Regions from separate parts of the Homo sapiens genome. Here region 2 is linked to region 1. The links are chromatin loops, found by intact Hi-C in ENCODE. Cell type or tissue: PC-3. All regions are shown on one strand. Each heading gives the region's core, and the rest is flanking DNA. Links, peaks and the distances in the headings are about the cores only.

Region 1 (11,424 bases), core at 1,900-9,899:
GCCAAGCTTACAATACTTTGAATCATAGAATTCTTTTGCTGAAGGAAATCATTCCAGAGAACTTGGCTTGTTTGGGAGGTGAAACAGCGAACGCGCAGAGCAGATTGATAGCTTGAGGACACTCCCAGTTGGTCAGGAAAGGTGCAGGGACCAGAACCCGGGTTTCCTACCCTCAATCCAGCATTCTCCCCTCCACCCCTTACTGCTTCCCTAGCTGTCACTTACTCATTCTTTCAAAAATCAGATTTCAAACTTCAAACTAAAAATGGTATCTGAATTGTAATTATCTATATTTGAGTCCATCTCTCTTATTCCATCTCTCCCTAGTGACTTTAACCTCTTCCCTCGCTGTTTTTTTCTCAAATTCATAAGCCTACCACCCTTGAAAAAAAGCATCCCTTTGATCACGCGTCCCTCTCAGGTTGCCTCCTCCCCTTCTTCCCTTCAAGCCCAGCTTTTAGAAAGAATGTCTACCCTCCTGAACGCCTCTTCCTTCCCTCCCCTTCACTCCTCAGCTCACTGCCATCTGGAGTCTGTAGCTGCCACTCCACCAAACTGTTCTCACTGAAGCCTCAGACCTGGCACAACTCAAGGACCTTGCTCTTTTTGGACATCTGTACTACATGGAACGGTGTTGATCACTCCTTTCTTTTGGAAACACTCATTCCCTAACTACTGTGATATCAGCTCTTTGGTGTTTCTTTCCTTCTCAGTCTCCCTAATTGACACTTCACTTTTATGAGCCAGTGAAGCCATGAGGGTCATGGGTTGACAAATCTGGCAGGGGCAGAAGAGAGGCACAACTCTCCCAGATACGGCTCCCCCCAAAACCTTGCATCCACCACCCCAAATCAGAAATTTCATTTTCCTTCTTTCAGTTATTCATCCAACAAATATTTATCAAGTACCAACCGTGTGCCAAATAATGTACACAACGCATGGGGATACAGACATGAGAGAGGTAAGGGCTTACTTAGCCTCTGCCTTCAGTCCGCACCTGCCTCCCATCCACTCCTCTCCAACCCATCCACCTTTCGGAAAGATGCAGCTAAGCATGCATTCCCCTTTGATTAAATCCTCCAGTGGTTCTCTTATCAAACCCAGTGCCTCAGCGTGCCATATAACTGGTACTAACCTATCTTTCTAACCAAAGCTCTCACCACTCTCCCCAGGGAGCACTCCAGCCTCACAGAACATCTTTGCAATTTCCCCAGATGTACCTATCCTGCCTGTCTGTATGCCTTTACATACGCCGTCTCCTTTCTCCAGAACATGTCTCACTTACCTTCTTTGTGTGGAAATATTCTCCATGTCCCCCAAAGACAGCAAAAATTTCATCTCACCTCTCACACCTTGTCGACTGCCCTGCCCATTGTTCTCATAAATCATTGAACACGCTTTTGCTACAGCACTTAGCGCTCTGTACTATTTTCTCACGTCAGCCTTTCCAGCAGACTGTGAGCTCTAAGGAAAAACAGCATATTGTTTACCTTTGTACAAGCCTCCCGCCTAGCAAAGGCTCTGCTAGATGGTTAGCAGGCATCCGCAAAAACTTTCTGAATTAATTATTCTCAGTGGTACCACGAACACTTGGTGCTTGTGCATCCCCATCAGCATTTCATATTTTCTGGGTTGATTTCATGTTCTTTACAATTGACTACATGTCATTACTTCTTTCTATTCTGTTTATGCACTTCAAGTGGAAAAGACAAAACCCGACCTCTTTTCTTATCCCTCAGGCTCCTCTTTATTAAGTTGAAACCGAAAATATTAAACCACAAAAAAGACTTGGTTCAAGGCCTTCCTCCTGTAGACAGCAAAGAGGTCAGATTTCCTTTCAATGGATTTGATTTATTCCTTCATAATGGAATAAAAATTAACTTCAGGGAAACAGTACATGCAGCCAGAGGTAATTCAATCACTAATGAATGAGATATTACATAACACAATAGGCTAATTGGCTATTCTTGATTTAAAAGGCACAGCCTCTATATTTTATAATGTTTGGTTTCCTTCTTTTCTTTCCAACCTTGTCACTGTTGTAGTAATTACTGCATAGCCCTCTTAGGAAACCGTGCCTTCCGCTCATCCCATTCCTGCCCTTTTAGATGCGCCTCGCCCACCCACCCCGGACTTCTTTGGGACTGAATTGAAAAAATCACCGCACAAAAATGCCGGTACATGCCCGACCTCCAGGATACTCCCAGGCCCGCGCAGCCGGCCCTTCCAGCTACCTCTCCCACTCGGCTTTCCAGATTCTCCTCGCTCCCGCTTGTGGTTTGTGCCGCGGGCCCCTCACTTTCTTAGTAACACGGATGATGACTCCATTGGGACTTAGTGACCAGCTGATCTTGGCATCCCGCCGGCAGGGGGCCTCCAGATCTGCCTTGCGCTCGTCCAGTGCAGCCAGAGGCCGGGCCTGCTCCTAGGAGAACTGCCTGGAGCAGGAGCCTCAGGAAGGGGAGGGGACTGGTGGGGCACCGGCACGGTCTCGTACCTGGCCTTTTTCTGGGTTTTAGAGACGGGGTCTCATTGTGTTACTCAGAGTGGATTCTAACTCCTGGGCTCAAGCGGCCCTCCTGCCTCAGCCTTCCGAGAGCAGCTGGGACTACAGGCGTGGCACCAGTCTTCACTGGACCCTCCTTCCTCAGCCCTCAAATCTCTGCATCATAAAGGTCCGCCCAGCCCTCGCCCAGGTGCCTCCTCCCAGCCTCCCTTCTCACTGAACCAAGGCCTCCGAGGAGGACGCCCCTCGCCCTCCTCAGAGTGGCAGGCAGCCTGTGTGTGCCCCTCACTGTCCCCCTCCTCTCCCTCACAGTTCTTCCACCCACCACCACAGACCGTCGTGTGAAACCCCTGCACCGTCGACGGTCCCGTGTCTGACCGCTTACCCACCCCTTGTTGTTACATTCCCCCGTGCTGCTCACCCCTCACCCCTTAAAGACTTTAAGGTATCTGGGTCACTAGAAATTGTCATCACCCCAAACTGTTTCCTGTCAGCTTTATGATTCAAAATCTGTCTGGCCCAAGGCTTCCCTTCCAATTTATTTGCCAATCATTCCCAGCCCTTTGTTCGAATTCCTTGGGACCGCCCTGTCCATCGACCACTAACTACACTTCTCTATGCCTCCACCTCCTCCTTTCCCCTAACTCGGAGTCAATGGCTCTAACCAGAGTCCCTCCAAAGCACTCTCAGTCTCCCTCCCCTCTGCTCTCAGCACTTACCCGGTTCCACTCTGGGCCAATCAGGCACCCGGCTTTGTGCTCACACGTTGGATAATATCAGTGCTGCTGGAGAAAATCCAGTGTGGTGGAGCAGGACTCTCCTTCCTGCCACCGGCTTCTTTTCCTCCTCTCCTTCCCCTGGTGACCTCCGAGGAGGAGTGTGAGGCAGGTTCGGTTCTGGGTCCTCGTCTTACCTGATGTGGCCCCGGCCCATCCCATTCCCCATGTTTTCCTCCCACTTTGCTGGCTTCTGCTTCTCAGCACCTCCACGGCTCCCTCCTCATCTCTGGCCGTTTCCTAGAGGGGCCAGCCTTCATCCCCTCCTTATCTATCCTCACTCCTTAGAGAATCATCTGACCGCATGGTTTTCAACACCATCTAAATGCCGATAACTGTCAAATGTGTGTGTCTACTAGCCTGGACCCCTCCCTGGATTCCAGAACTTCCTACTTGAACTTTCAACCTGGATATTTCATGAGCATCTTAACGTTCATGTGTCCAAACCCAATTATCCATTTCCCACTCTGCCCACCTTGTTATTCATGCTACCTTCCCATCTCAAAAGCAACTTCGTCATTCTGTCTTTCTTGGGTCAAACAATTACAGTCATCCTTGACTCAACAGCTTTTTTTTTCTTCTTCTTTTTTTTTTTTTTTTTTAAGACATCGTCTTGCTCTGTTGCCCAGGCTGGAGTGCAGCGGCACTATCTCGGCTCACTGCAACACCTGCCTCCCAGGTTCAAGTGATTCTCCTGCCTCAGCCTCCAGAGTAGCTGGGATTACAGACACCCACCACCACACCTGGCTGATTTTTGTATTTTTAGTAGAGATGGGGGTGTCACCATATTGGCCAGGCTGGCCTTGGACTCCTGACCTCAAGTGATCTGTCCGCCTCGGCCTAACAGCTTCTCTTAAACCTCTACCTAATTGGTCAGCAAATCCCGTCATCTCTCCCTCCTGGCCTCCTCCACTTGGGAGGGCACTGGGAAACACTGTCCTTGTATTTATAGTCCTTCAATCCCAACCATTACTAACATCATGTGTAGACAGTGGTCAGAATGAAGCCAGACTGCAGTGGTTCTCAACCTTGGCAGCAGTTGGAATCACCTGGGGGAATTTTAAAAATACTGGTGCCTGTGTCCCACCCCAGAGATTCTGCTTTAATTGGTCTGGGATATGACCTGAGAGTTTTAAAAGCTAACCCCAGCTCCCGCCCAGGTGGTTCTAATGTTCAGCCAAGTTTTCAAACAGCTGTGCTAGGGCTTAAAAAAGACCCAGTGAAAATCATTAGCGTTAATCAGTGCTTAAATGTCAAGTAGATTTTGGTATCACACACTAAAAAACTTTCCAAAATATTAAAGTAAACAATACAGACAGTCCCCAACTTAGTGACGGTTTGATTTACGATTTTCAGCTTCATGATTGGTTTATTGGGGTATTAAATGCGTTTTTGGCTTATGCTATTTTCGACTTACTATGGGTTTATCAGGATGTGACATGACCCCATCATAAGTCATGAAACATCTTGCAGTTAAAACTGGGAGATTATATAAGTACACCCTCGTCTCTTTGAATGAGCCTTATAATTTTAATCTTCACTTTGATAATTTTTTCTCATTTTAATAAAATATTTTAGTTTTCAATATTGATCATTTAGTGAGAAAATCCCAGCACTGCCTAAAATATTGGGCAGAATATCACTATCTCAGCTCCATTTTACATCCTCTGTGTTTTTCTTTTCTTTTTGTGGGGAGGGGATGGGGTCTCACTCTGTTGCCCAGGCTGCAGTGCAGTGATGCCCTCTCAGCTCACTGTAACCTCTACCTCCTGGGCTCAAGTGATCCTCCTGCCTCTGCCTCCCAGCCTGTAGCTTGGGACTACAGGCATGCACCACCACACCTGGTTAATTTTTGCTCCTTTTTTTGTAGAGATGAGGTCTTACTATGTTCCCAGGCTGGTCTCAAACTCCTAGGTTCAAGCAGTTCTCTGACCGTGGCCTTCTAAAGTGCTAGAGTCATAGGCATGAGCCACTGCGCCTGGCCCGCTGTGTTTTCTTTTCAAGCACAGTAATTTTTTCTGTGAATTTTGGGGAAACTGAGCTGAGAAGCTCACCTCTGTTTTTGGCAATGTTGAAGGAGTTTAACAGATTAATGAGGCCAGTTTTATCACCTTAATTTTCTTTTTAAATTTTCTAGCACTTTTCCTCCAGAGGCATTCATGGGGGGTCATCACGTCACAGTTTTTTCATGATACGTTAACAAGCAGGGGAGAAAGAGACAATTGGTAAGTAAAGAACGATATCTAAAAGCAACTCACAGAGTCGGGGGTGAAAGGACAGGGGAGAGGAGAGGCATCAAAGGGCCTGCAGCGAGGGGCGCCTCTTCTCAGTTCCTACCGCCGGGAGAGAGCTGGGAGAATAGACAGCTGGCTCATCATGAAGGGTCACCCACATCACCGCAGCAGAACCCAGCTTTTCCCTTCCACGTCCTGATTCCTACTTTTCTCAGCTCAAAATTTCTATTTCCACCTGTTTACTAGAATTGAAGGAAATTCCTGATTAACCTAAAAAACACAGTTTGGGTTGCCTGATTTTCCTATTAACTTCTTCCTCTGATGTGTATTGTTCCAGAGAGACAGCATGCAAACTGTGTTCATCTGAAACCCAAAGTTTATTTATTTTAAAACGTGTCAGCCAGTGTGTCACACAAATCAATAAAAATAACTCTTGTAAAAAAAGAAATCCCTAAAAGGGAATGGAGTCAGAAATTTTGTGGTGCGTTTTATTACTTGTTTATTTTTGCTCTCATTTTACCACTCTTGTATTTCAAGCTTGAATTATGATTATACTTCTGAAATAATTTTAAGCAAACAAAAATATTCATCACACTATGAAAACAAATATCCAAAAATATGCTCTATGGTCACAATTTTTGTATCTGAACATTTACCTACGACTCTGTATATGAACAGTGATACTTGTTTTTCAATCATTTCTTATTTGACTTGTAAAACAGAATTTTTCTATTTTTGGAAAATATCTTAAAAATTAAGAACAAGCCCTTCTCCTCAGTGCTACACATAAAGGACCTTATTTGTCACCTTCTGTCCTGGAATGACAGGACAGGTCGACCCTAATTTCACTCCTCTAAACAAGGTAATGATGGCTTGTGCAGGAAATCTAAATCTGGCCTCAGAGGCAGCCCAGTGATTTTCCAGGTCAAGGGAAAGGGAGAAAGCAAAGATCTGAAGCTCTGTCCTCCTCTCCTGGGTATCTGCCGTCCACAGAGCTGGGGGAAGTCTGCCATCTAGTGGAAAGTAGAGGGCACTGACAGTTACTTGCAATAGTGGTTTCCCAGGACCGCTTGAGCATCAAGCGTTTCTGATCCGGGGGCATAGCTTCCATCAGGGACAGGGTGGACTAGCAGAAGAATATTCAACAACAACAAGTAACATTCAAACCCAATACACAAATGTTTCTTTATATATATAAACTACACATAGTGCCCTATACAAAGTGCTTCTTCATAAAGTAGTGCCAGGTGAAGTGCTAAGTGTTTTAGTTAATAAATCTCATCTCATTTCTACAGTGATTATCAATGTATTCTGCATGATTTTTCCTATACAATGGCAAAAACACAGGGTGGGAAGTATACTTAATCCCTAACACAGTGATTACCATTATACTTTTAAAATTGCTGTACAGAGAATATTTTCCATCGGTTCAGATCCATACAATAATCGATTTCAGTTTATGCTTGTCTTTTGACAACAATTGACATATTCAGGTAACAACATTAAGGGGGCTGGGGGACAGACCAAGTTACTCAGATATATTTGTGCTCTCTCCTTTTGATTTCATTTGATTTCATTTGTTACACTGTTCCAATTTGCTTTAAGTGATTGTTTTTAATTATATTAAAGTAGCACATGCCATGCATATATTTAAAAGCATGGTCTCCTCTTCCGCCCCTTCCCACCTCTAGTCTTGGTCCCTAGAGGTAATGACCTGCAGTTCTGTTAGTTGCTTCTTTTCGTATTTTCCTCCATAATCTCTAAATAAAACGCTCTGCTTCTATTTCCTTGTCTGTCTGTGGTGGATTGACTGCCTTAGTTTGGGTTCTTTCAGAGGCAGATCCTGAAATGGATGATTCAAGGACAGGATGGGAAAGTAAGATGAGGAGAAGGCCATCAGTAAAGGGCAAATCATCACACCAGCTGCCACCATAGGCACCTGCACCAGACCCAGTGTAGAAATGGGAGCCAGTGCGAAACAGAGCTCACGACCACTGGTTTAGAGCTGCTCCTGTCACATGGGCAGCAAGTAAGCTCCAGCACCAAGAGCAACACCAAAGCAGATGCTGGCAATTGCACACAGAGCTGCCTTGTGCAGCCGTGGTCAGGGCCAGGTGTGTGGGCAGGGAACTGCCAGTGTCTGCTACAGCCATCTCACCTGTCGGGTACCCAGGTAAGCAAGAGCCTTGCACACCCCCACCTTCCTCATCCTTCCCTTTTCACCCCACCTCCTCTCTCCTACTGCTCAGCTTCTGATTACATTTGCTTCCTTGTTTACATTCTTCTATAGCTATATTTAGGCCTACAGTTTGATTTTGAAAGCACATTGATGATGTGACTTTGCAGTATTTTTCACTGCCGAGCTAGTGTTCACTATAATTACATTTCTTTTTTTTTTTTTTTGAGACAGGGTCTCGCTCTGTTGCCCAGGCTGGAGTGCAGTGGCACAATCACAGCTCACTGCAGCCTGACCTCCCAGGCTCAAGCAATCCTCCCACCTTAGCTGCTCTCCCCTCAATAGCTGGGACTACAAGCACAGGCCACCATGCCCAGCTAATTTTTATATTTTTCGTACAGATGGGGTTTTGCTACGTTACCAAGGCTGGTCTCAAACTCCTAGCCTCAAGCGATCTGCCCACTTCAGCTTCTCAAAGTGCTGGGATTATATAGGCATGAGCCGCCACACCCAGCCACATTTCGTTTATATTAGAGCTTTTTAATTTTTCCTGAAGTTATTAACTGCCTTTTAATTTTCTTGCACCTTTTGCCCTTGTTTCACATTAGTGTTTTTCCTTGACCTCTTCTGCCAATTAGGGATCAAGTGTTCCATGGAGACTCTTTCTTTTTTTATTATTATTATTTTTTTTTTTTTAATTTTTTTTAAGTGGAGTCTCACTCTGTCACCCAGGCTGGCATGCAGTGGCGCAATCTCAGCTCACTGCAACCTCCACCTCCTGGGTTCAAGCGACTCTCGTGCCTCAGCCTCCCAAGTAGCTGGGATTCCAGGCATGTGCCACCACACCCAGCTAATTTTTGTGTTTTTATTAGAGATGGGGTTTCACCATGTTGGCCAGGATGGTCTCCATCTCCTGACCTTGTGATCCGCCCACCTCAGCCTCCCAAAGTGCTGGGATTACAGGTGTGAGCCACAGTGCCCAGCCCCATGGAGACCCTTTCTATGTAGAGTTTCTCTGCAGGGCCTTGTCTCATACTGTGGAATGTTCCTACAAGGGAATACTACTCTGCAAAACAAAGAATAAATTATTGAGACATGCAACAACACAGATAACTCTGATTGACTTTGCAGAGTGAAAAGCTAGACATTTACATAAAATTCTATGAAATACAAATGAATCTACAGTGATAGAAAGAAAGAAATCAGGCTGGGTGCGGTGGCTCACGCCTGTAATCCCAGCACTTTGGGAGGCCGAGGTGGACAGATCACGAGGTCAGGAGTTCGAGAGCAGCCTGGCCAATATGGTGAAACCCTGTCTCTACCAAAAATACAAAAATTAGCCAGGCATGGTGGCACGCTCCTGTAGTCCCAGCTACTCAGGAGGCTGAGACAGAAGAATCACTTGAACCCAGGAGGCTGAGGTTGCAGTGAGCCGAGATCACACCACTGCACTCCAGCCTGGGCAACAGGGCGAGATTCCGTCTCAAAAAAAAAAAAGAAAGAAAGCAATCAGTGGTTTCTTGATGTACTCAGAAACTGGTATGTTCACCATCTTTTGTTCATGGGTATGTACATATGTCAAAGCTTATGAAATTATATAATTTAAACATGTGCAGTTTATTGTGATTAATTATAATAAATCCAGTTACACTCAATAAAGTGTTGATGATGTCAATGGTACCATGAATAAAATAGAAAGATTATTAGTTAATGCTATGTGAATAAAATAGAAAGAACATTGTTGAACAAACCATTTGACCAATGAATGTTTCTCACTGCCTTATAAAAAGAGTAAGTGAATTATTAAGGCTTAGCAAAGTAAAGAAAGTCTCCCACAGTCTCTGATTGGAATTCCATAAAACAATAGTCGTACATTTTTACTAGACAAAGAAAACATACATATAAAATAGCTAACTTTTCAAACTCCAGCAAAAGTCTCCATTCATTTACTTTTTGTTCGCCTTAATATAGCTTTATTACCTTATAGAACATTTCCCTATATCTTAAGGGGGAACATCTTTACAAAGAGTAAAGCAGGAAGGGAATAAAATCAGGACAAAAACAAAGATCACTAAAGGATGAGCTTTAAACCATGTTCCTCATCTTCTGGTAGAATTCCACCAGATTCTTCTACTTAGAAACTCAAGCACCCAACTCATCAATTTCACCTCTAATTCTACACTTGCAACTTTATCAGCCATGTCTTCTGAGAGCTTGCACTCATATTCACCAACACATCCAAAACCAAAACAGATTTAGAAACAGCTCTAGACTCCTTGCAGAGAGGGAGTCTCACCTTATCATTCTTTTCAGCATTCCAAGTAATTGTACCCTCTCCCATCCTTCCCATCTCCTCCCCAGGCCATTGAAAAGGGTTGAATTTTAAGTACATAGTTGACCCTTCAACCTGGACACCGTTTATTGAACTGTCTGGTTGTGAAACTGCATTGCCACATATCAATATAGTTGTGGGAACTTGGAGATTCAATAGGTATAACAATCTGTTTATGTTAAAACAAACAAAACAGCCATCTCCTTTTATGTGCAGAGCCTACTGCTGTAAGGCACAAGGCTTACTCCTGAGACAGAGTACCAGGAGACAGGAGGCAATTTGAGAGGCTATAGCAAGATAACTGAGTAAAATACTAACTTGTATTTATGTCCCTATATTTTCCCTTTTTTCTCATTTCAGAGCAGGAGTCAGGCCTTTAGCATTTCCTTCCCTTGGTGATTTTTTAAAGTAGAAATCAGAAGTCACTTTCAATCAAAGTCTTTTCTGTCTTTTGCAAACACTGAAGCTACCTGCAGAGAGGATGACAGGGGCCTCAGAGGGAAGAGGAGAGGGATAATTTTAAGAGCAAAGAGAAAAAGAGGTGGGTCGGAGGTTTGGAAGAAGACAAAGGTTAGTGGGTCCCAAGGCTAAGGGAGATCCACATTCTACTCATCACCATTTCAGAATGGAAAGGCCGGACCCCAGACACAGACACTCCATGTCTTCCCAACTCCTCCCATCCCAAGCATGGCACAACTGCTGGAACCAAGGGACCATGCAGGCTAGAACAAAGGGCGCCTCAGCTGTGAGTGGTGTAGACCATGGCCAGTGTCCAAAGGGGCCAACATCCTAGATCATTGGCACAACACTGAGTGGTTAAGGAGCTGGACTTAAGTTGATTTAAATTAAAAAAGAAAAAACCACATTTTTACCATCCCATTTGCTGCAGTAAGATTGATGTGGGGACCCCCTGCAGTACAGCAAAGACTGGCTGGGTGACACATAGCTACAGAAGGCACTGATTACAGGTGCTGGGATTCAGGCCACTTCATCCTGAGCCCGTGGCTGAGATTGTGTGGTAGAATCGGTGTAATCAGATGAGTGTAAACTCATGCTGACTAGGGAAAACTGGGAGTCTATAATAAGCTTAGGTTCGAAGCGTACTTTAGAAAGCTTTAAAATCCCTGGACAAACCAGCCTCTCTTTCTGGAGTAACAAAATACAAATCACTTGTTTGTTATGGTTATCTTGACTTTGTGGAAGTGAATTTAAAACAGGACATTATCAATGAACACAAAACAAAAAATCAAATAAAAGGATTGTTTCCAACATTGTCAAACTTGTGTAAATTAAAAACAAATAAACAAACCAACCAACCCTGGGCAGATACAAAGTGATCAGAGAAGGAAGTGAGGACAGTGGGAGCCTTGTTAGTTTGCTAAGATTAAAATCCTCTGTAA
Region 2 (9,674 bases), core at 1,534-9,533, 91 kb before region 1:
AACTACATGAGGTTACAGCTTACCTGCTGGTATTAGAAAATGTAGAATGCAATTTTGTGGTTGGTCACTAAAAGATTCACTAAGATCTGAGCTGTGTCTTACTCAGAGTAAGAACTACGATGAAAGCCTTGAGCTGTGAGAGGGTGAAGACAAAGACCCCGCTGGCCACTATGAGGAGAAGAGGAAAATCTGAGACTGTAAAACAAGACAAAGCCATGGGAGACTTGAATTTTAAATCATTCAGATTACATTTGCAAGAACAGATATGATATCTTCTTTGTCTTTGAACCTTCAGTACGTAGGTCAGTGCCTGACCCCCAGTAAGTGCTGAAAAGATGTGCAATTGAATTGAATAGGATATATAGTATATAGTAAATACATACTGAATTGAATTGAACACACAGGATGCAATAAATACAATACATAATAAGAAAGTAAAAGCTCAAGGTGGTATTTCATAAAGTGTTTGTCTGATGAACAGCTATGCTTGCTCATTTTCTGACAGGATTATTGTTTATGTAGTTTCTCCTTTTGCCCTGGCTGCCAGTTAGTTGAGACAACTGCCTCAACTAATTATTTTAGCTCTCAGGCAATTCTGTATATTTGCATGCTTCTCTTTTTGAAGAGTCTCAATATTTCTTTCTATTTTATTAATCTTATAATGTTGCCTAATATAATTTTGGAAATGACACAGAGTACATTTCTGTACTATGCTCCTTGTTCTACAGTGAACATCAAGGGCCTCATCAATCACCAGTTCCTGGCATTGAGGTGGCCATTTCAGGACAAAGGCAAAGCAACAGGAGACAGAGGTTGATTATTTCTGAGAAAACTATCCTGTGCTCTGCTGGAAATTGGTCCCTTGCAACCCCAAGCACGAGGTGTCCTGAGAGGTTAACAAATGGTTCCCCTTTTAGAAAAACCCCAAAGGCAGAAGAACCACAGGGAGACAAATAGAACCTGAGCTAACACAGGGTTATGCTGTCAGCATGAACACTGGCTGCCCCAGGAAAGGAGGGAGGGAGACACAGAACATGTGGAAAAACAATAGCAAGAGTGGCAGCAGAGTGGCACTAGCATGCAAAGGAAAAGGAGGGGAGAAGAAGAGGGAAGGGGAAGGTAGAAAGAATGAACATTGCTTACCTACTATTAATTCATTGCACAAATATTTATTAAATGCCTTATTTGTGCCAGAAACTGAGGCTACGATCATGAACAAGATAGAAGGGTTTTCTGCTCTCATGCAGTGTACATTCTAGCTGGGGGGGGAAAAAAGACATCTAACAAGTTACTGCACATGTGATGACTGCTAAGAGGGAATATATATTGCCATTTTAGTGAATAGTGAGGGATCTACTCTAACTCAGTGAATTGAAGAAGATCTGTAAAAAAGACCAAAGGATGATCAGGAATTCGGTGGAGGAAGAGTAGGAGAACACGCTCTAGGCAGAGAACAGCAGGAAGGCAGCAGAAAGGGAGAGACGATGGGAGGGGTGGTTGGGCAGGAGGCAGGAATGTCCCAGGATGAAGCAGGTCAGGATAGGGATGTACAACTACCCTAAAAGCAACTGGAGGCTATTAAAGGCCTTGAGCAGAGTAATGACATGGTCTATTATCAAAAGATCACTCAGATCCTTTTGTGAAGAATGAACTCAAATGGGTAGATGTGGAAGTAGGGAGACCAGTGAGGTTGCGCACCTTATCAAGCCTGGTGTTCCCCTTATCAAGCCTGCTGGATCAGAAGAGGGTTGTGGCAGTGAGGACAGAGAGAGGTGGTCAGATTCAGGATGTGGGCAGGCAGAATCAGTAAGGATTGGTTATTCATTGCATGAGAGGGTGAGTGCGAGAGATGAATCAAGAATGATTCTCAGGCCTGGCACAGTGGCTCACGCCTGTAATCCCAGCACTTTGGGAGGCCAAAGCGGGAGGATCACTTGTGGTCAGGAGTTCAAGATCAGTCTGGCAAACATGGTGAAACCCCATCTCTACTAAAAATACAATAAGTAGCTGAGTGTGGTGGCGGGCGCCTGTAATCCCAGCTACTCGGGAGACTGAAGCAGGAGAATCGCTTGAACCTGGGAGGTGGAGGTTGCAGTGAACCCAGATTGCACCACTGCACTCCAGTCTGGGTGACAGAGTGAGAGGTTGTCTGTCATCTGAAAATAAAAAAAAAATAAAAATAAAAATTAAAAAAAAGGAAAGAAGAAGAAGCAGAAGAAGAAGGATTCTCAGATTTCTAGTCTAAGGCCCAGAGAGAAGGGTGAGTTCATCTTCTTAGAAAGAGAACCTTGAAGGAGAAGGAGGTTCAGGGCAACAGGAGAGAGGGAGACCACGAGTTCAATTTCATACAAGCTGAGCTTGAGGACTCTGTGACCAGTCAAGTGGACACTAGGTAAAGTTGAATATATGGATTTGTATCTCAAAGGAAATTCTGGGCTTGAGATATAATTTGGGGAATTGTTGGACCATAGGAAATACATTAAAGACTTAAGACTGAATGAGTTCACCAAGGGAGTGTAGCTTGAAAAGGGTCTAAACAAAGCCCTGAGAGTCTCCATCTCCAATTTTTTTTTTTTTTTTTTTGAGACAGAGTGTTGCTCTGTCACCCAGGCTGGCGTGCAGTGGTGCAATCTCAGCTCACTGCAACCTCCGCCTCCCAGGTTCAAGCAATTCTCCTGCCTCAGCCTCCCAAGTAGCTGGGATTACAGGCACCCACCACCACCACGCTGGGCTAATTTTTGTATTTTTAGTAGAGACGGGGTTTCACTGTGCTGGCCAGGCTGGTCTCAAACTCCTGACCTCGTGATCCTCCTGCCTCAGTGCTGGGATTACAGGAGTGAGCCACTGCACCTGGCCAAAAGTCTTCAACTTTTAATGGCTGGGGAAAGGTGGCAAAGGACACTGAAAAGTAGTTGCCAGAAAGATTTCCATTGACGTTTTGGTCAGGAAAAGAGACACCACTTTAGTATTTTTAATGTTTTTAGAGATAGGGTCTCACTCTGTTACCCAGGCTGGAGTGCAATGGTGTGATCATGGCTCACTGCATCCTTGACTTCCTGAGCTCAAATGATGCTCCCACCACAGCCTCCTGAGTAGCTGGGACGACAGGTGCATGACACCATGCCTGGCTATTTTTTTTATTTTTATTTTTCTGTGGAAATGGGATCTTGCTATGTTTCCTAGACTGGTCATGAACTCCTGGGCTCAAGCAATTCAGCCTCCCAGGCCTCCCAAAGTTCTAGGATTACAGGCGTGAGCCACAGCGCCTGGCCTAGGTATTTTTAAATAGAATGGTATTTATACAGGAAGTTTATTCACAAATCCACTGGAAAATACAGAGAGCAGAGAACGCTGCTCTCAGATTTACTGCTAACTTCCAGAAAATTAAAAAATTGCAAGAAATTGCAAAAACTTTCAGTGATCACACCTACCTGCTACTTGGAGATAGTGATTTGCAAGAGAATGCTGGAGGTGGCTATAAACCTCCCATGTGCCTATTGTTGGAGGAGAAGTAATAACATCTGCTTCTCTTCTGCCTCCCAAAGCTCACACAAATGCCTCTCATTAGTGGACCTAAAGCAGGAACCTGCTGGCAAGGGATGCTGGGAAATTAATTACCCAGAAGGGAGAGCATGAAAAGGATGGGGTTGTATGCCGAACAAAAACCGATAACAATAATGATAATAAAAACGCCATCCAGCAAAGGTAGGAAAGGCCGTGTCTCCAGTGCTCAGGAGAGGGTGCTTCGGTGAGTGGACTTTGCTCCTCTGGCCTTCCTAATTTTTCATAAATGTCTCCTTGTTAAGCCCCTTACCACTTGTAATACCAAAAGTGATTCCTATCTTTCTGACAAAACTGCTCCTCTGGCAACTATTTTTCCATTTGACTTGCAGCTTTTTCTTCTTCTACACAACATTGTTTTTCAGAAGAAGCAAGGAAGAATGAGATAAATAACTCACCAAGGGTTAAAAAGCTGGTAGTAGGCTAGGTGTGGGGGCTCATACCTGTAATCCCAGCACTTTGGGAGGCCAAGGCAGGAGGATCGTTTGAGGCCAGGAGTTTAAAACCAGTTAGGGCAATATTGCAAAATCCCATCTCTACAAAAAAAATCTTTAAAAATTAGCTAGTTGTGGTGGTGTGCACCTATAGTCCTAATTACTCAGGAGGCTGAGGTAGGAGGATAGCTTAAGACCAGGAGTTGGAGGCTGCAGTAAAGTATGATCACCACTGCACTCCAGGCTGGGTGACAGAGTGACACCCTGTCTCTAAAGCAAAAACACAAACCAAAAGCTGCTGGTAGCAAAGTTAACATTTTAATCCAGATTTATCTCAATCCAAATCTGATGTTCTTTCCATTATACTAATTTTTGTACACAGAGTACAGAAAAGAAAGTCTATTCAAGGAGAAAAGGTGGAAAAAAAGAGACAACAGCATCCTGAAAACAGAAAGTTGGGAAAGAAGAAAGATGGCAATCCTGTCTTTTCTCTCCGCCCCACCAAACGTGCCTCTTGTTTTCACTCTTGTTTGATGGCACTGTGATCCCCTAGCATTTAATTAGCAACCTCAGTGCATTCTCCCTCTTCTCAAACCTTCCCTGCCTCTCACTCCCTATTGTCCTCAGGGCTTTGTATTTCCTTATCTGAATGATTGCAAATTCTCTCCTTCCTTTCAGTCCTGCTCCCATCTAATTCATTCTTCTCACTGCTGCCAGAGTGATCTTTCCCAAGCAGAAAACGGACTCCTTCTCTCATCCTTCAGAAGGGTCTTATTGCCTTTCGTATAAAGTTAAAACTTAGTGTGTTCGAGTCTCTCCTGGGCCTACCTCTCCATACACAAGTCACACCATTCCTCTGCACATGCCATGGGTCAACGAGGCCAACTTACTTGCTATTCATGTACAGGTCAAAATTTCTTTGACTCCAAACCTCTACTACCCATGTTGTTCCTTCTGCCTGGAATGTCCTTGTTTCTCCCTTGCCAGGTTGGTCCTTATTCCTCCTTTCTTCAGTGCTCTGCCGGGGAAGCTTTCCTGACTTCTCAGGCCATGTAAGGTGTCTCTCTTCTCTCCATTAGCACCTCTTGCTCACCCCTATTAGAGCACTCACCACACTGTGTTACAACTGCTGGGTAGCTTTTATTAAATATGTTTTTCCACCAAACTGAGCCTTTTAAGGGCAAGGAACTATTTGCTTCCCCTGCAATAGGTATTTTTTATATATTCAATATTTAAATAGTGGTTGAATGAGGGTATGAATGAATGAAGCTGTTTATGAGGTTTGTGCAATATGCAGAGGATATCTGTTGCTGCTACTGTAAGAGGTGATTGTCTATTCAGTGAGTGAAATCAATAAGGATAACATGGCAAATACAAAAAGAAGTTGACCGAAGGCCAAGAGGCTAAATAATTGGACTGAAACACAGACTTGTTAGCCTTGGCCATCAATCAGTTACTAACTCCCCAAGTGATGAGAATTGCCAACAGCTCAGTTTACATTCATGTAGCCTATTTGTGGTGATATGATGAGCTACATATGTTTGCTTTGAGTACTTAGCAAATCTGTTCTGATTTTGTCCATGTGGTATAAATTGAATTATTGCGAAATGATCCAATTTGTTAAAATTCCAAAGTTTAAATCTCCTACTACATATTAAAATTAGAAATCATTAAATTCAGGTACATCCTATCAACCAACTGGTGGCTACAAGCTAGTCAAGAATGGGCTGTTCTTGAAGGTGGTTCCTTGCTTCACTACTGAGTGCTTAGAGAAGTAGGTAGGGAGGAGGTTTTGTATCTGAATTCATATCTGAATAATAATAGCTGCATTTATTGAGGCTTTCTAGTTACCAGTAAGCTAAATCCTTTCCATTAATTATCTCACGAACCGTTTACACTAATCCCATGGGATATGTGTTATTATCCTATAGGAGGAAAATGAGGCTTTGAGGGGTTAAACCAATTTCCTAAAGTCATGGAGACATAAGGGGTAAAGCTATGTATGATTCCCAGTCTCTCTGACTTTCAAGCCTATCCTTTTGACCACTAATTTGCTATACTCTCCTGACTCTCTAAAGAGAGAAATTACTCATCAAGGGTCTCTATAGTGGGCAGCAGAGATGTTTTGCTAAGAGTAAAAGAAAGCCTGATACAAGGATATACTGATGTGGCATGATTTCCACCATAGTGAAGTCATCTAATGAGAAAAGGATTTTGTTTGGACTAGCAAAGTCAGACTCATCCTGTAACTTTCAGCTCAAAGGGCCCCTCCACCATGGGTGGAGTTGTCCTCAACAAACAAAACAAACTTAGCACAGCTCAAATTGCAAACCAACTTATTATTTCCATGTTTGCTTGCTTTCTGTGTAAACAACTCATAGACAGACTGCATAGACAGTCCCTGAGCTGTCTTTTCAGAGCCATAGATCATGCCAATTTAGAAAACTCGAAGTCACCCAAACTCTTAAATTAGTTATAACCTAATTTTAACAAGGAAGAAAAGTTCTGCTGGATCCCATGCCTCCCTGATGTATACTAGAAAAGTCCTTCTGTCATATTAGTTGGCACAGGGATAGTGCACTTAAACTGTTTAATGTTACAACCACAGTTTTCATCCCTATAGACTAAATTCTGGAGAGAAATAAATGAATGCTAAATACCTGCTGTCAGTTCTGGCACTCGAGGCTGGAAGTTAGTCTGTTTCCCATAAGGAATAGAAATAAAAACAAGCCACTTAGACAGTTTTGGCTTTCATACAGACTTATGAGCACATGCACACACACACACACACACACACACACACACACACACATACACTCTCTGTCTCTGTCTCTCTCTCTCTCACACACACACACACACACACACACACTCAACACCATGATTCCTAAATGGAACAGGTTCACATTTAGACTGAAAATCTGATCAAAGCAGAAAAAAGGCAATCTGAGTCTCTAGGACTTTGCTTTATTTAATGTAATTTTTATCTCTTTTGCTTGTACTACATCCAGCAGGAAATACTAATATACACAGTGCCATAAGCATCACTATTTGTGAGGTCCTTTCCCTCCAGTTGAAAAAAAATGAACCTTCTCTCATATATATATACTTAGAGACAGGGTCTCACTCCTCTCCCTGTCACCCAGGCTGGGGTGCATCATAATTCACTGCAGCCTTGAATTCCTGGGCTCAAGTGATCCTCCCACTTCAGCCTTCCACGTAGCTGGAACTATACGCATGCACCACCACACCCGGCTATTTTTTTTTTTTCTTTTGTAGAGATGTGGTCTTGCTCTGTTGCCCAGGCTGGTCTTAAACTTGAAATAAGTGTTGGCCCAGGATCAATATCTTTTTTTTTTTAAGTAAGTTAAATCATCCAGTTACCACATCATGTAGCAATTGTTCAGTCTTTGGAGTCTTTGCTATAGTGACCACTTAAAAAATATAATTTTCTTAGTACAAGAAAGTTTTACTAAAACTTTAGTAAAGTTTTAGTACCTGGCCACAGAGTAAGAAAGTACCTGGCACAAAGTACCAGCACAAAGTACCAGCACAAAGTAGGCATTCAATAAATGTTCATGAATGAATGAATGAATATACGAACAAAAGAGAAAGAATGGTCAACTATAAAGAGAAAGATGACAGATTTAAGAAAAATACAATAATGTTACTACAGACTTCTATTGGCTGGAAGGCAAACAAGGGAGTCACATGAACAGGATCATTACAGATTTGCCACAAATTTGCAAAGATTTATGGGAAATGTCATTTGGCTTTTCTAGGTCTTTCTATAATTTGGGAAGGGTATTTATCACCTTATTCCTCACAAGAATGCTATAAATCATCGTGTAATTTTGTATGTTTTTCATTGCAATCTATAACTTAAAGCTCACAGCAAAAAAAATTCAGCTCCTGGGGAATAGCAACCCTAGAGGGGCCTTTTGTATCTTGGACACCAGACCAAAGATCCCAACTACAAACTCAGTCTCCACAGGTACCCAGGACCTTCTGGATGTCAGTAAGGAAGACCAGCCCAATACAGAGCCCTAGGTATCTCCCTGAAAGATGAGAGTCTCAAAACTGGACTGGCCTTGGGCTCTAAGCCTAGAAGGTCAATATTTCATGGTTTCTAATTGCAAGAATGATTCTAGGGCACAATCTCATCTCTGGATGAGATTCTCCAACTGTAATGTGAATTGTCTAGGATAATCTGGCAATCTTGTTACAATGCACATTTAGAACCAGTAGGTCTAGGGTAAGGCCTGACACTCTGCTTTGCTAATAAGCACCCAGATGATGAGAATGCTGCTGGTCTGTGGAGGCGCCAACTTGGAGTAGCGAGTCTGGAGTCTCTGGAGCCCAACAGTGCCTCAGAATAGCAATCACAGAGCACCGCATGGGCTCAGATGAGAGGGAGTCTTTGGAAATACTTCCTGTCTTAGTATTAGCCTCTCAAAGCACAGTCTCTGGACCCCAACAGACAAGAATTGGAATCTAGATACTGCCACACCAGGAGCTTTGTGATCTTGAGTCAATTGTCCTTTGGCTCTCAGTTTCTCCATCTGTAAAATGGGGCTGATCATACCTATTAGAACTGTTGTGAAGATTAAATCCAGGCAAACAGACCTACATTTGAAATCCAACTCTTCCTTTAGCTCTCACTAGCTATGAGGTATTAGGAAAAGCATTCAAGCTCACCAAGCCTCAGTTTTCTCATCTGGAAAGGCAAGATACTAATAATTAACTCACAAGGTTGTTTTCAAGATTCAATGAAATAACTCAGTGTTCTCAATGTGGGACACATTCCTGAGGTTCACACTTCTTTTAAAACATTATCGAAGGCAGTTGTTAAGAGAAAAGATGTTATAAAGCTAAAATATTCAGATAAAGTATTTGGAGAAAGCAGAATTTTATCTGAAGCTTGAAAAACTATTAGGATCTGCAGAATGGGTGAGAATGTTGCCTTTTTATAAGCAAGTCAGAGCTCAGAATATAATTCTCTCCATTCTTTACTTGACTAATTGTTAGTCACTCCTTGTTCTCTGTTTAGATGTCATTAACTCAGGGAAATCTTTTCAGCCCTTCAGGCCAGGCTATTTCCTAAACTACGTGTTATTACCATATTCAGTACTTGGCACCATATTCCTCCCTCACCAATCTCTGAGGCCTATAAGGCAGGGACTCTGTCTGCCTTGTTCCCTGTTGTATCCCTAGACCTAGCACAGCATCCAACAATATCTTAGGCATTCTGTTAATATTTTTTGCATAACCGCATGAAATAGAATTCAGAATTCAAGTGGTCAGATTTCAAATATGTTTGAAATGAGATATAATTTTCTTCTACAAAGTATACATAAAAGATCATAATTTCTACTTTCAATTCAACAACAGAAATTACATAACACCGGTCCTTTAGACCTTATAGGAGATGGAAGGACATAGGCATGAATAAATCACAGGCTTGTGGAGCTCCCAAAATAGCAGAAAGATTAATACATCAACAACATCGGTGGTGGGATAAGCATATGATTAGGGTGTATATGAAGTGCTTTGAGAGCACAGATACAGGAGCAATTCCTTCTTCTGGAGAGAAGTTGAAGGAAGCAGGGAAAGTTGCAAAGAAGACAGTTGAGCTGGACTTTGAAGGATGAGCTGCAATTGGCTCAGTGAACATGGAGATGA

Evidence for each region. Peaks named below come from ENCODE experiments on the same cell type or tissue, not always from the same donor. Only the 100,000 strongest peaks of a DNase experiment are listed, where the experiment ranks them.
Region 2: a loop joins it to region 1, with 6 times the contacts of the local background. A loop is called at or near these places in 5 of 110 quality-filtered maps.

What each region holds. Positions count from the first base shown.
Region 1 is chr1:108,119,190-108,130,613 of GRCh38, forward strand. No RefSeq gene overlaps it. Among named protein-coding and RNA genes, the nearest start is that of LINC02785, 60 kb to the left of the region's middle. RefSeq lists enhancers at 2,036-2,537, 2,538-3,037 and a silencer at 6,541-6,680. In PC-3, for the core only: CTCF peaks have their summits at 6,537 (motif pointing left) and 6,737; a DNase peak (open chromatin) is centred at 6,522.
Region 2 is chr1:108,028,282-108,037,955 of GRCh38, forward strand. No RefSeq gene overlaps it. Among named protein-coding and RNA genes, the nearest start is that of LINC02785, 31 kb to the right of the region's middle. In PC-3, for the core only: no CTCF peak of the experiment used is centred there; a DNase peak (open chromatin) is centred at 6,280; H3K27ac peaks cover 350 bases.